2 separate regions of the Homo sapiens genome follow, and region 1 is linked to region 2. A link is a contact called in ENCODE Hi-C or POLR2A ChIA-PET data. All regions are on one chromosome and are shown on one strand. The core of a region is the stretch at or near the end of the contact, and the rest is flanking DNA. Distances in the headings are between cores, read along the strand shown. Region 1 overlaps CRTC3 (CREB regulated transcription coactivator 3). Region 2 holds the start of FES (FES proto-oncogene, tyrosine kinase).

Region 1 (2,926 bases), core at 169-2,668, 330 kb before region 2:
TTGGATATTTATTACCTTAAGGATAGGAGATCCTTAGCTTTTTCAGATCTGACGTTCCAAGTGTATGTTGACTGTTCAAGAATGACTCCAAAGTTCATGACATAAAGTAGTTTGCATATTTACTGAAGCACAAAATTTAATCACACGGGCCTAGAGGCTGGTGAGTGACCAAGGCTGCCTAGCAAATGTTTCATTGGGGCTTCATGGATCTCTGTGTAATACGTCTTATATATTGACTTAAAAACTTAATTTGTTTGAAAATGGACAGCTTTTGTGAAAATCAAAAGGGCCATTAATTTATGGTATACAATTATGCACAGAAAATCTACAGCCGTCAGAGAAATATGACTCAAGAAAATACTGAGAGTTGATATAGATACTTTCATATTAAAATAGAAGGTTTACAACGGTCTACTACTTTTCAATGACTACTTTCTAATTGCTTAATAGTATGTATTGACTTGTCATTTCTAGAAAATAAATCTAATTTCATTTTTAGTGCCAACCATTGGAATTATTCTCTTTATAATCACCACATGGCTATATATATATATATATATATATATATATATATATATATATCTTTATAATACAATATGAAAAATAAATACATTAATCAAATTATCAGACCGAGCTTCTACAGATGTTTGCCCCTTACTTGCTTTAATTTTAAAAGTTCTCTTTGGCAGGAATGTCTTATACTCTAGCTAGGGAAGAAAATGTGTAGAAAACAATTTTAATCAGTGTCTGGGAGTCTGAGAACAAACTTAGCAAATTTAGCTTAGAACAATCGCAAGTTTAGCTTAGCATCTTTCCTTAACCTTGTACTTCTAGGTAGGACCGCCTACACTGCCAGCACCCCCTCACAGTCTAGGAGCAGCTTCTCTCTCCCCCACATTTTGAGCTGTTCCCCTTGAGGTTGCTTTCTCGCCCTTTGCTGACAGGGAGGTGGTGGTAGCTGCATTTGTCTCCCATCTGGTCCCCAGAACGTTTCTTGCTTTTGTTTTACAGTCTTGTGACAAACTAGCACGCCCCCTTCCTATCTCAGGGCCTGGCTTCCCCAGCCCCCAACTAAGGTCTCAGACACGTACAAATGGTGCCCCTCTTTGAGGGGCTCGTACATCTGCACATCTGGACCTTTCACATAGTGATCTGTTAAAGGCATAGAATCAGCCTGTAATATGCTGAGATCACCCTGGTAATATGGTGGAGTACAGACAGAGCCGGGTCTGTCTGGTTTCTGGCTCTGTAGCCTTTTCCCCTGGGTCTCCTGGGGCCACTTGAACCTGACTAGCCAGCCTCTCACCCATCTCTAGGACCCAGCCTGAACTGAGGCAGAGGGACTGAGGCTGCCTCACACTCTGTAATTTGGCCTCAAGTCACCATTGCTGGCCTTGTGCCTCAGCTCTGATAACTGGACTCTTGTCTGGCTCCTGCGTGCCAGAATCCCATGGTAACCTGCCTCGTTTCCCTGTGCCTTGTTTTTATCAGCCTGCCTCCCAGGGATTGAAATCGTGCCCTGAAACACAGTGACCAATGCACTTTCCTGATGTCAACCACCCCACTTGCCTTTCTGATTGGATTCCAGAGTACCTTAAATTTCTCGTTGTTCTGCAGTGCCTGTAGTCAGGAAACCTCTGTTCTGGACACTTTTCTCTGTAAATGACAACTTAGTTCTTCCAGTTACTTGTGCCAAAACCTTGGAGTCACCCATAACTCCTTGCATTGTCTCACATCCCACAGCTAAGCCTTCAGCAAATTCTTGGTTCTGTTTTAAAAATGTATCTAGAATCTGACTACCCTGGTCGGACCCGTTATCATTTTGTCCCTGGATTCTTGCAAGAGCCTCCTGACTGGGCTTCTGGCAGAGGAGTCCTGTCTTCTTTCAGTATATTCTCAACACTGCCACCTGACTGATCCTTTTAAAATATGAGCCAGATTATCTCACTCCCCACAGTCCTCCAGCGGCTTCCCGTTTCTCTCAGGGTAAAGGCAAAGTGCAAAGTGCAGGCAGTCCCTGTAGGGCCCCCATCATCTCTGCTCTTAGCTGCTTACCACACATCTCTCCAACACCCTCCTCACTCACTCCATGCCAGCCACACTGGCCTTTTTCTCTGTTCCTTGAACCTTGCTTAGGATTTCTCTACCAGGAATGCTTTTTTTCCAGATATGTGAATGGCTTACTTCCTCACTTCCCTCAGCTCCTCACTCAAATATCACCTGTCAGGGAGGCCTTGCCTCTCTAAAATCTAAATTCCCTCCACCGTCTTTCCTGCTTGATTTTTCTCCTCAGCACTTATCACGATCCAGTATACTATATATATATATACATATACACATTTATTTTTTTTTGAGACTGAGTCTTGCTCTGTCGCCCAGGCTGGCGTGCAGTGGCGTGATCTCGGCTCACTGCAACCTCCACCTCCCGGGTTCAAGCCATTCTCCTGCCTCAGCCTCCTGAGTAGCTGGGACTACAGACGTGTGCTACCACGCCCGGCTAATTTTTGTATTTTTAGTAGAGACAGGATTTCACCATGTTGGCCAGGATGGTCTCGATCTCCTGGCCTCAAGTGATCCGCCCGCCTTGGCTTCCCAAAGTGCTGGGATTGCAGGTGTGAGCCACCGCGCCTGTCCTACTATGTATTTTTATTTATTTATCTCTTTTATATTCTGTCTCCTCCAAGCCCCCTGGGAGCAAGGGTGCTTTGGTTCACTGCTGTATTTCCAAAGTCTAGAGCAGTACCTGGCCAGGGTATGAGTTCCATAAATATTTCTTGAATGAATGAATCAAATAGTTGAGTATTAGCACTATTCTGAGAATTTTGTATGTATTATCTCATTGAATTCTTACAGTAACCTTATGTGATGGTACTTTTATGACTCCCATTTTACAGATGAGAAAACTGAGTCTTAAGAGGTTAGGCGA
Region 2 (3,040 bases), core at 73-2,572:
CCCATTAGGACAATCAGTCCCCTCCCATCTGGGAGTCCCCTTTTCTTTTCTACCCTAGCCATTCCTGGTACCCAGCCATCTGCCCAGGGGTGCCCCCTCCTCTCCCATCCCCCTGCCCTCGTGGCCAGCCCGGCTGGTTTTGTAAGATGCTGGGTTGGTGCACAGTGATTTTTTTCTTGTAATTTAAACAGGCCCAGCATTGCTGGTTCTATTTAATGGACATGAGATAATGTTAGAGGTTTTAAAGTGATTAAACGTGCAGACTATGCAAACCAGGCCCAGTCTCCAGTGTGGTACCGTTGCTCCTGCATCGCAGCTGAGGATAGGGGGCCAGTTAGGCCTACACAGTGGCCTGCCTGCCTGGATGTGGGCCCAAGTCAGAAGGCCAAAGTCCTCCAAGGGGCGGGAGGATGCGCCAGCCCCTAGTGGAGGAGCTGGTGCCCCTGGGGTGGGGCTGGTGACCCCTGGTCCTCAGGAGCTGAGCACTAAACTCCCAAAGTCCTGGTTTCCAGCAGTGTGAAGAACTGGGCCTATTGTGTCTTCCTGGGCTGAAGTGATCTGGTCGCCACAGGCTATAGGGCTGAGGCCTAAGGTGGAGGGAGGCCTGACTGAATCAAGATGACTTCTTGTGGGGAGCCTGAGTCCCAAATGGAAAACTCCACGCCTGTCCGCTCCCCAACCCCTGCCCCTTGATTTCCCCAGGTCTCCCTTGGGACAGGAAGCCCCTGCCTGGGGGTAGGAGGATGGGGACAAAACCACTAGGATCTGTATCCGAGAAGCAGTCTCTGTTCGGGATATTTACTTGGAAATTTTATTCAAATGGAAGCTGGCGCCTGAGCCTCTCCTTAGGGAATTCCGTGAGGTGGGGAGGGCTGGGACCAGGGTTCCCTCTTTCTCTTCTGCGGTGGCCCTGGCCTGGTGCTAGGACTGCGCGCCTCCCCTCAGTACCCGCGGACACCCTGGGCTTCCCTGGGCCCAGCATCTGCCTGGGGCCTCGCCCTGGGCTCCCCCTCCTGACCCCCACCTTGCGCCCCTTCCCGGTGTTCCCGGGGCGCTGCCGGGCCCTGGGGCCTGCGGGGCGCGGGCGGCTCTTGGCTGGGCCATTCTTTCCCGGCCCCCTCCTCCCTTCCGTTTCCGTGGCCGTGCGGCCGGCTAGAGGCTGCGGCCCAGCGCGGAGCAGGGGGGCTGGCAGGCGTCGGGGCGGTCGGGCCGGTCCCGCCCGCCCCTTCCCCTCCACAGGCCCGCCCCGGGGCCTGGGCCAACTGAAACCGCGGGAGGAGGAAGCGCGGAATCAGGAACTGGCCGGGGTCCGCACCGGGCCTGAGTCGGTCCGAGGCCGTCCCAGGAGCAGCTGCCCGTGCGGGTACCTCTAGCCCCGGGGCCTGGAGGAGCGGTGGGAGCTGGGGGCGCGGCAGGCAGGGGCAGAGCAGGCGTTCCGAGGGCCAGAGACCCACCCAGGTGGGGGTAGGGGCCGCGGAAGGGCGGGGATGGCCGCAGGGGCAGGGCTCAGGCTGTGGGCGCCTGAGGCTTCAGCTGGGGCAGGCTTGGCCTGTCGAGGACCTGGGCAAGGGTGTCCCTGTAAGGGGTGGTGGGTGGAAGGGCCTGGGGAGGGAGGCTCCAGGTTGGCTCCTGTTCCCGAACGTGCGGAGGAGACCCTGACGCTAAGGAAGCAATGAGGGCCAGTCCCCAGGCCAGGCTGCTGCTGGGTACCCATGGCTGCGTGTGAGCGAGGCAGGACCCCACCTCCTCCCCGTCTGCAGTCCATCCTGACCCTACAGTCCCCAGTCTCCTCGTCCCATGCCTCCGTCTCCAGCTGCTGCCTTGCCTCCAGGGATGGCCCCTTTTCTGTCCCCAGAACAGCACTATGGGCTTCTCTTCCGAGCTGTGCAGCCCCCAGGGCCACGGGGTCCTGCAGCAAATGCAGGAGGCCGAGCTTCGTCTACTGGAGGGCATGAGAAAGTGGATGGCCCAGCGGGTCAAGAGTGACAGGGAGTATGCAGGACTGCTTCACCACATGTCCCTGCAGGACAGTGGGGGCCAGAGCCGGGCCATCAGCCCTGACAGCCCCATCAGTCAGGTGGGTCTCTATGGGACTCTGGTGGGTGCTGGCTGTATCTGCCTTCTCCTTCCTCTCCTGGGGGCCCTCTGGGGCAGTGGCTGGAGATCTGGCAGGCCAATGCTTGGGAGCCATTGTGCCCCCCTCCCTGCCTCCCCCATCTGTGCTGTATAGTCCTGGGCTGAGATCACCAGCCAAACTGAGGGCCTGAGCCGCTTGCTGCGGCAGCACGCAGAGGATCTGAACTCAGGGCCCCTGAGCAAGCTGAGCCTGCTCATCCGGGAACGGCAGCAGCTTCGCAAGACCTACAGCGAGCAGTGGCAGCAGCTGCAGCAGGAGCTCACCAAGGTGAGCGGGCAGCACTGGGGCTTCGGTCATTTCTGTCTAAATTTTGAGCCTCGAAGGGGTTGTTTTGCACAAGAGGCCCTGGATTCACTGGGGAAGTGTAAGTCCCTGACCGCAGGCCTGGCTTGCTCTAACCTTGATGCAGCTTCCTCTCTTCCTTCCCCTACGTTGAGCTGGCTTGCAGCAAGGCCTCTCTGTGCTTTTTCTGTGCCTGGGCAAAGTGCTGGGAGTGTAAGGATGAGTGACCGGTCACGTGCCTGGGAGAAGCTCAGAATCGGTACTCGCCTCCACACTGTGCCATCTGGCTCTGGGTTCTGAGAGTCAGGGAGAGGAATGAGGGTCAGTCTGTTTGCCTTCGACCTAGGCAGCCTCCTCTCAGGGCCCCAGAGACTGGGCAGCAGCATGGCCCCCCGAAGGTCGAGGATTCGGGCCGTGAAGTCAGCCTGCCTAGGTTTGAATCCCACCCAGCTCCTCAGTCTAGAGGCTGTGTGATTTGGAACTATTTATCTGGGAGCCTAGTGCCCCCATTCAGTGTGCTGGTCACCCTCCCTGCACCACACCCCTTCCTCAAGTGCAGAGCCCAGCCTTGCCATGGACCCACAGCGGCCCCTGGTGGCCACCCTGGCCCCATTCCTCGCC

The links. Hi-C counts contacts between places; a loop is a spot of excess contacts on that map. ChIA-PET counts read pairs that join two places held with the same protein, here RNA polymerase II (POLR2A). Pooled maps may share reads with other maps.
Region 1: a loop to region 2 is called in a map with no recorded cell type, with 9 times the contacts of the local background. The contact joins the enhancer-like site here to the promoter of FES in region 2. A Hi-C loop is called at or near these places in 1 of 37 single-sample maps with no recorded cell type and 3 of 50 pooled maps. POLR2A ChIA-PET finds 5 or more read pairs at or near these places in 2 of 52 experiments (B cell and activated CD4-positive, alpha-beta T cell).

What each region holds. Positions count from the first base shown.
Region 1 is chr15:90,556,418-90,559,343 of GRCh38, forward strand. All of the region lies in intron 2 of CRTC3 (CREB regulated transcription coactivator 3), which reads left to right. Among named protein-coding and RNA genes, the nearest start is that of CRTC3, 28 kb to the left of the region's middle. Within about 2 kb of position 1,419, at least 25 of the 41 ENCODE cell types and tissues checked have a DNase peak (open chromatin) inside an H3K27ac peak, as active enhancers do.
Region 2 is chr15:90,883,182-90,886,221 of GRCh38, forward strand. It overlaps FES (FES proto-oncogene, tyrosine kinase), which reads left to right and starts at 1,323. Exons shown (of 19, transcript NM_002005.4): 1 at 1,323-1,363; 2 at 1,856-2,077; 3 at 2,231-2,404. The coding sequence starts at 1,865. It overlaps FURIN (furin, paired basic amino acid cleaving enzyme), which reads left to right. Exons shown (of 16, transcript NM_002569.4): 16 at 1-276. RefSeq lists enhancers at 372-501, 2,039-2,468 and a silencer at 899-1,408.